Regions from separate parts of the Homo sapiens genome. Here region 1 is linked to region 2. Evidence: chromatin contacts called from ENCODE Hi-C or POLR2A ChIA-PET data. All regions are on one chromosome and are shown on one strand. Each heading gives the region's core, a stretch centred on a gene start or an enhancer-like site at or near the end of the contact. The rest is flanking DNA. Distances are from core to core; before and after follow the strand shown.

Region 1 (3,358 bases), core at 125-2,624, 190 kb after region 2:
CTGGTCTTCTGGAGGGGTGGCCATATTAGGACGGAATATGTTTAGTCACCTATGACTAGCATTGTTTAAAAAAGAAATAGAATAGAACATAATAGAATAGAACGCAGCAGAATGAAATAGAACATTTCAGATGCACTGCCCATAAGAAAAGGAAATATTGTTTCATGAAATTTGTTTCACATGTATGTATGTGTTTATGTGCATGTGTACTGCGTATTGATATAAAATGTACTTTTTGATTGGGTCACTGTCTAGAAAAGTTTGAAAAACACTTTATTGTTTTATTGTTTATTCCTATATCCAGAGCTAATATCCTTTTTTCTAACCATCCCAATTATTCTCCATTAGAGAAAAGCATATTTTGTCTCAAATTTTTTTCAGCCTGTTACAATGATATAAAACAAATTCATCCAAACCTATTTTTGTCACAGGGAAACCCCCTTCCAGCTCTGAAAACTCTGGGGCTTCCACATGTCCTACAGGGTAAATCCAAATTTCCACTAGCTTCCAATGTTCCACATTTCCAGCCATACCTTCCGTAACTCCTCAATGCTCATGCTCCTGCCAGGCTTGTCTTCCCAAGGTAACTTCTGTCTGCCTAAGAAGAAGGCGCCCCCTTCAACTCCCCATCTCTATCTCTCAGGCCCTGAGCAAGTTTAACTTGCCTCTGACACTCTTCTGCTTTGCAGGCCATGGTGATTCCAATTTCCTGTGAAAACAGCATTTCTTGTGCAATAAGTGCATGGGGTCCCTTGTCACATGTTGCTGAGTTCCTGCATTAAAAATCACACTCCCTCAGCACAATGCTTTTTGAGATTCGTCTCTGTCTCATACGCATCAGTAGCCTGTTCCTCTTTTCTCAATCTCTAAGTAATACTACATTGTATTCCATGGATAAACAAAAATTTTCTCAGCCATTTGCAATGAGCTTGCCAAACTGCTAAGTCTGGGTGAACAGTCCCCATAAGACTGCCCTCTCCTCAGATGCCAAGTGTGGGGGTCCCCAGGGTTACCCTCACTTCAGATCAGCTGGCTACAAATTCAGAGGTCTCCACAACCACTCTCAGGCTTGACAATTTGCTAGAACAAGTAACAGAACTTGGGAAAGCCCTATACTTAAAATTACAGTTTTATGACAGTGAAAGAATACAAATTAGAAATAGCCAAAGCTTCTACTGCATAGGGCAGAATCTGGGAGAGTTTCAAATATGAAGCTTCCACGCCCCCAAGAACATGTTGCCTTCCCATCATCGATATGTGGCAATGTGCACAGAGTACTGTGGATCTTGGAAGTTCAACCGAGATTTGGTGTCCAGAGCTTTTAATGGGGCTCAATCACACACTGCCCAAGCACCTGGCCTTTAGTCTCCAGCTCCTCCCAGAGGCCAGAGCAAATACTGTGTGTTCCAAAGGCCCATCATAAATCACATCATTAGGCTGTTGCTGGCCAAAGCCCCCAGGCAAACGATGACACTCCTATTGCAGGAGACTTCAGGGGTCTAGAGATCACCTGCCAGTGGCCCAAGACAAAGACCAGACCTCTGTTTGGTTAATTCTGCACTACGCGCCATTCACCTGCCGATGGACATTTGGAGTGTTGCCAGGTTTTGGCTATCAGGAATAAAGCTGATGTTGGTAAATGCAACAACCTAGGTGAATCTCAAAACTATTAGACCAAGTGAAAGAAGTACATACTTATGATCCTATTTATAGAAACTATAGAAAAGTCAAATCTAACCTATGGCGATGGTAGAAGCAACTACAGCTACATAATTTGTAGGGCCCAGTACATTTTATTGTGTGTACCCCTCAATAACTCAATGAAGTAGATTTTTTATTTAAAAAATACCATTTACTGAGCTCTTGCTATAAAACCCCCGTTTGTCAAGGACCCCAAATTTGTAGCCAGCTGATCTGAAGCACTTTACTAAGCACTTTACAATATTAATATATTTGTGCTCAACTGATACTTACAGATGAAGAAATTTAGGCTGAAAGAAGTAACCTGCCCAAGGTTTCATCTGGCAAGGGACAGTATCTGGATTTGAACCCAGGACTGTTAGGCATTGAGAGCAGTGTGCCTAACCACCAAATACCAGTACTCCTGTCCTCTGTTTAACTCCTCCCTAGGTCATGGTCTGGCTTTTCATATATATTTTTCTGGTCTTCCCATCCACTGTAAGTTCCCAATAACAGAGACGTCATCAACAGTTGGGTACGCTGTGGAATACACACAGGAATTTCTTGTCAGACAGTTTTTTCATATGCATATATCTTCATACACAGGGATATAGGTTTTGTTTTTTTAATAAAATTGAGATCTCATTATGTAAACTGTAACATGATTTTTTTTTCATATAATGGTTCATGAGTTCATTTTTCCTCAAATCTTGGTGTTCACTGCATTACTCCTTGGTTGATTTTTCAAAGCAAGAAGGAAGATAAAGTTTTTAGGTTTTTAAAAGTGTCTGTGACATGCTGCTTTGCTATAGATGATAATCCTGCAGTCATACCTGCACAAGATCCTCTTATTACAATTGAGGGTGGTTGTTTCCTGTATATATTGACACTAAAGAAGATCAATAACTTACAGGAAAAAAGTCCTTCTGTCAAGAACATTTGATTCTGTTTTTAGAACAGTTACATTTCTTTAAGGACAGCTCTAAAGTGTAAAACATAAAATGTTTGCAAATATGTATATTATATATACCTTAAATGTGCATCAAGAACATTATATTTAATGACTGCATGTATTCCAAGAAGTAAATGTATCATAATTTATTTAGCCAATTCCCCATTGTTAGATAACTCGCCTTTCCCCATTTCTTTGAAATTATAAACAATGCTGCAATATTGAGACATGTTCGTGAAGTATGAATTTTACTTAAAAGTTTCTGGGGTAAAGAGTTAAGTACTTTAAACGATACGTAATTTTTTTTTAAGTTTTGTTTTTCTTTTATTATTATACTTTAAGTTTTAGGGTACATGTGCACATTGTACAGGTTAGTTACATATGTATACATGTGCCATGCTGGTGCGCTGCACCCACTAACTTGTCATCTAGCATTACGTATATCTCCCAGTGCTATCCCTCCCCACTCCCCCCACCCCACAACGGTCCCCAGAGTGTGATGTTCCCCTTCCTGTGTCCATGTGATCTCATTGTTCAATTCCCACCTATGAGTGAGAATATGAGGTGTTTTGTTTTTTGTTCTTGCGATAGTTTACTGAGAATGATGATTTCCAATTTCATCCATGTCCCTACAAAGGACATGAACTCATCATTTTTTATGGCTGCATAGTATTCCATGGTGTATATGCGCCACATTTTCTTAATCCAGTCTATCATTGTTGGACA
Region 2 (3,565 bases), core at 408-2,907:
ATTTGGTGGATATTTAAAAAGATTTAGAAAATTTACTAAGAAAGAAAAATGGAATAAATATACAAACTGTAGAGGACAGTCACAGGACCTTGGGAAGGTGGATGGTCCCCTACTAAGATTTTGGGGTCCCAAAGTACAAGCTGTAGCAAAACTGGACTTGTGCTAGTCAACATCTTGTTTATTTTGTGCAAAGCTGCCATCTCAATTTCACACACACGCAAAAGCAAAAAACAAAATAACGGAGCTTGACTTATCTACTAAAAGCTAATCTATCCTGAAAGAATGTGTTAAAATTACTCCCAGTAAGAGCTGACACAGTATAAAAGCTGTAATTTCCCAACTACCATCAGTATGTGAGATTTTGGGAAAGTCGATAGAAGCAAAGGATGATTTAGTAGCTGTATCAGGAACATAGTTTTCATATCCACAAATTGCTACAGAATCATGGAGTGTCACTGGCTCTAAAGCGCTGCCGGTGGACGCCACCTCATTAGCTGACACCTCTTAATCACTGTGGCTGGAATGTGGGCTTCCCTATCTTGAAACCGACCGCGGGCGATCAGAGCCGGCGGCGAGTGAGAGCTGCAACCACTGCGGGCTGAGCTCCGACACCAGAATCGGCGCAGAGACAGGGGACCGACCAGGCCAACTCTCTCCACTTGGGGCTGGGAGGGCAATTACCACCGACCCCCTTGGCTTCCCATCTACGACCCCGGAAGCCTCCCCTCCTCCAGGTACCCAACCTTCTGCGTGTCACCAATCACCCGCTACCCCCGCCTCCCCGCCCCCGGGAGCGCCTCCCAGGCCAAGGCTCCGAGGGCCCCGCGCATCTCCAAGACCGGACAGGGGTCCTCACTCGCAACACCTGCGGCTGGCAGAGGGAAAATACCAAGGGTGTGGGGGAGGGGGAGAGTGTCTCTCAGCCGCCTCAGATGGTCCTTCGGGCTCCCTGGGGACGCGCAGAGCTTCGGCGGAGATGGGAGCGGGGAGGGGTTAACGCGGGAAATTAAGAGACTCGGGCAATTGGCGGTGCTCAAGTTAACCGGGTCTGTGGCGAGAGTTCTGGGGTTGGGAGCTGCCGGCCGCGCACTCGCCCCGGGTCTGCAGCCACCGCCGCGGCGGTAGTTCTAGGGCGGAGCGCTCTCCCGCGCCGCGCCGCGGGCTGGGGGCACCAGAGGCCGCGCGGAGGCCGGGGCGGGCACCTGAGCTGGCGCGCAGCCGGGGCAGGGGCTGCAGTCCAGCGCCGGGGAAGGGGCGACCGAGCTGCGTGCGTGTGCAAGACCGGCCGCCGGCGCCTCGCGCCCCGACAGGTGCAGGCGCGCGGGCTTCCCATTGGTCGCGGCGGCGGGCCCCTTTCCCCGTCCCCGCCCTCGCCAGTCTCCGGCCACGCCGCGGCGCCGGCTGGGTTGGCAGAGGCGCGTGCTCGCGCGCCCGCGCACCCCTCGCCCCGTCCCCGCCCCCCCACTCACCCCGTCCCCACCCACTCCCTCTCTCCGCGCCGCCGCCGCCGCGCGCTCGCGAGTTCAGGTAGCGGGCGCGCGGGCGCCTCCGCGGGGGCGCGCGGCCGGGCTCCCGTCCTCCCCCAACACCCGCCCGCTCGGGGGCGCCTGGGGAGGGAGCGCGCGGGCGGGGGAGCTGGAGCCGAGCGCCGCCGCCGAAGCTTCCGTCTCGCTCGCTCGCGCAGCGGCGGCAGCAGAGGTCGCGCACAGATGCGGGTTAGACTGGCGGGGGGAGGAGGCGGAGGAGGGAAGGAAGCTGCATGCATGAGACCCACAGGTAAGACCGACAGTCCCGGAAGGGTCTTCCATTCCGAGGAGGCGCGCGCAGGCCGGGGAGGGGGAGTTGGTGCCTGGTGCAGCTCCCCAAGGGAGAATTTTTTTTTTTTTTTTGACAGCGCAGAGAAATCTCACTGGGGACTGGGGCAGTAGGATCGATCCCAATCCCGAGGAAAACCAGAGAAGTAGCTGGGGGAGACGGTGCCACATTGTGAGATTCCCAGAGTGAAATGTATAGGCCCAGGGAAAAGTGTCTTCGCGGCCCCGAGACGCGGGGAGGCTCTAGACTTTCCTGTGGTGGGCACAGCTGCTGAATCCCGGGGACCGGCGCGGAGCCAATGTGCGCTAACCCCTGCCCTCCCTCCTGTCCTCCATCCCCCAGCACGCGCAGCATCCCACGGCGGCTGTTACTCAGTGCACCCGGCTCGGGGGAAGGCGGGGGACCTCGCCGTGGGAAAGGGGGCGGGGGCCGCGCGGGGGAGGAACCAGGATGGAGCCTGGGAAGCCGAGGCGCCGGGTCCCAGAGCGGAGGAGGGGGAGCGTGGCCCCCGAGCCCGGACAGACTGGCTTATTGTGGTGTTCCGCTTCTGGTTGCAGACTCTTGCAAGCTGGATGCCCTCTGTGGATGAAAGATGTATCATGGAATGAACCCGAGCAATGGAGATGGATTTCTAGAGCAGCAGCAGCAGCAGCAGCAACCTCAGTCCCCCCAGAGACTCTTGGCCGTGATCCTGTGGTTTCAGCTGGCGCTGTGCTTCGGCCCTGCACAGCTCACGGGCGGTGAGTGACCCAGCTGTGGTGGGAGGGCCTGGGGATGGCCCAGAGGGGAGAAAGAGCCTAGCTGCCAGGACAGCCCTGCACCCCTCCCCCATACACCCAGACTTCAGGAGGATCTGACAACGCGAGGGTGCCTGCGTCCCAGCCTATGGCCGCCCTTCTCCGAAACCGCTGGAGTTCCCTGAAAATTCCCATGTGGAGCCCGCACAGATTCACACACCCACATTCTGTCTGGAGCTTCCCACCAGCCTCCGGGCCTGGCTTCTCCCAAGGAAAGACAATAAAGCCTGGCCCATTATTCCCACTTTGGCCAAGGAAGCGGGGGCGGGGGGGGGAGGGGTGGGGGGTGGGGGCAGTGGGGAGTGGTGTATTTGTGGACCTCTTGCCAATGCCTTCAGCAGATAGAGGTCAGATTTCAGCCTCTGGATTTAAGCAAGAGTTTAAGAACCACCTTTGAGAATGTGAAGGGTCTGGAAACGTGGTCAGACTGGCTGCGGGGCAGGTTTATTTGAAAGTTAACTTTCCCTTCCCCTGTGTGTGCAGCATGTATGTGTATGTTGGGGGCGTGGAGGAGGTGCAGAGGTATTCTTTCAGGTGTGCCTCTGACAGATTGCTTTGCTCATCGAGGTATGATTTCAGGGAATAAAGTCAGTTGCTCTTCTATGAAGTAGAAGTTAGCTGAAATAAAATTGATAGCCTCAGCCTCCGTGGGCGGCTAATCTATAACATATTTGGTTCTGGGGGAGGGGTATCTTTTAGTTGTGGTAGAGGAAGACAGATGGAGTTCCTGTCTGAATTTGAGAGCCTAGTCTCCCTGCCTCCACTGCTCATTGCTGTCCATCATTCCTGTCCATTGCAAACGTTCTCTAGAGCTTGCTGATGTGGACGTTAAAAGGAGCTGAGATACTGTTAATATATAAATAAATTATCTTTGGTTGAAAAGCAAGTATTGACTGATGTAAATAAACCATTTTAGCGTTTTAAAATATTGCTGTTTCAGAGAATTCAAAGGT

The links. A loop is a pair of places that touch in the nucleus more often than their neighbours do. ChIA-PET counts read pairs that join two places held with the same protein, here RNA polymerase II (POLR2A). Pooled maps may share reads with other maps.
Region 1: a loop to region 2 is called in a map of heart left ventricle, with 4 times the contacts of the local background. The contact joins the enhancer-like site here to the promoter of SUSD4 in region 2. A Hi-C loop is called at or near these places in 5 of 168 maps with a recorded cell type or tissue (Caco-2, Calu3, MCF 10A and 2 more) and 5 of 50 pooled maps. POLR2A ChIA-PET finds 5 or more read pairs at or near these places in 3 of 52 experiments (CD4-positive, alpha-beta T cell, naive thymus-derived CD4-positive, alpha-beta T cell and naive thymus-derived CD8-positive, alpha-beta T cell).

What each region holds. Positions count from the first base shown.
Region 1 is chr1:223,173,232-223,176,589 of GRCh38, reverse strand. No RefSeq gene overlaps it. Among named protein-coding and RNA genes, the nearest start is that of TLR5, 32 kb to the right of the region's middle. Within about 2 kb of position 1,374, at least 4 of the 41 ENCODE cell types and tissues checked have a DNase peak (open chromatin) inside an H3K27ac peak, as active enhancers do.
Region 2 is chr1:223,362,268-223,365,832 of GRCh38, reverse strand. SUSD4 (sushi domain containing 4) reads left to right here and starts at 1,657. Exons shown (of 9, transcript NM_017982.4): 1 at 1,657-1,776; 2 at 2,373-2,555. The coding sequence starts at 2,408.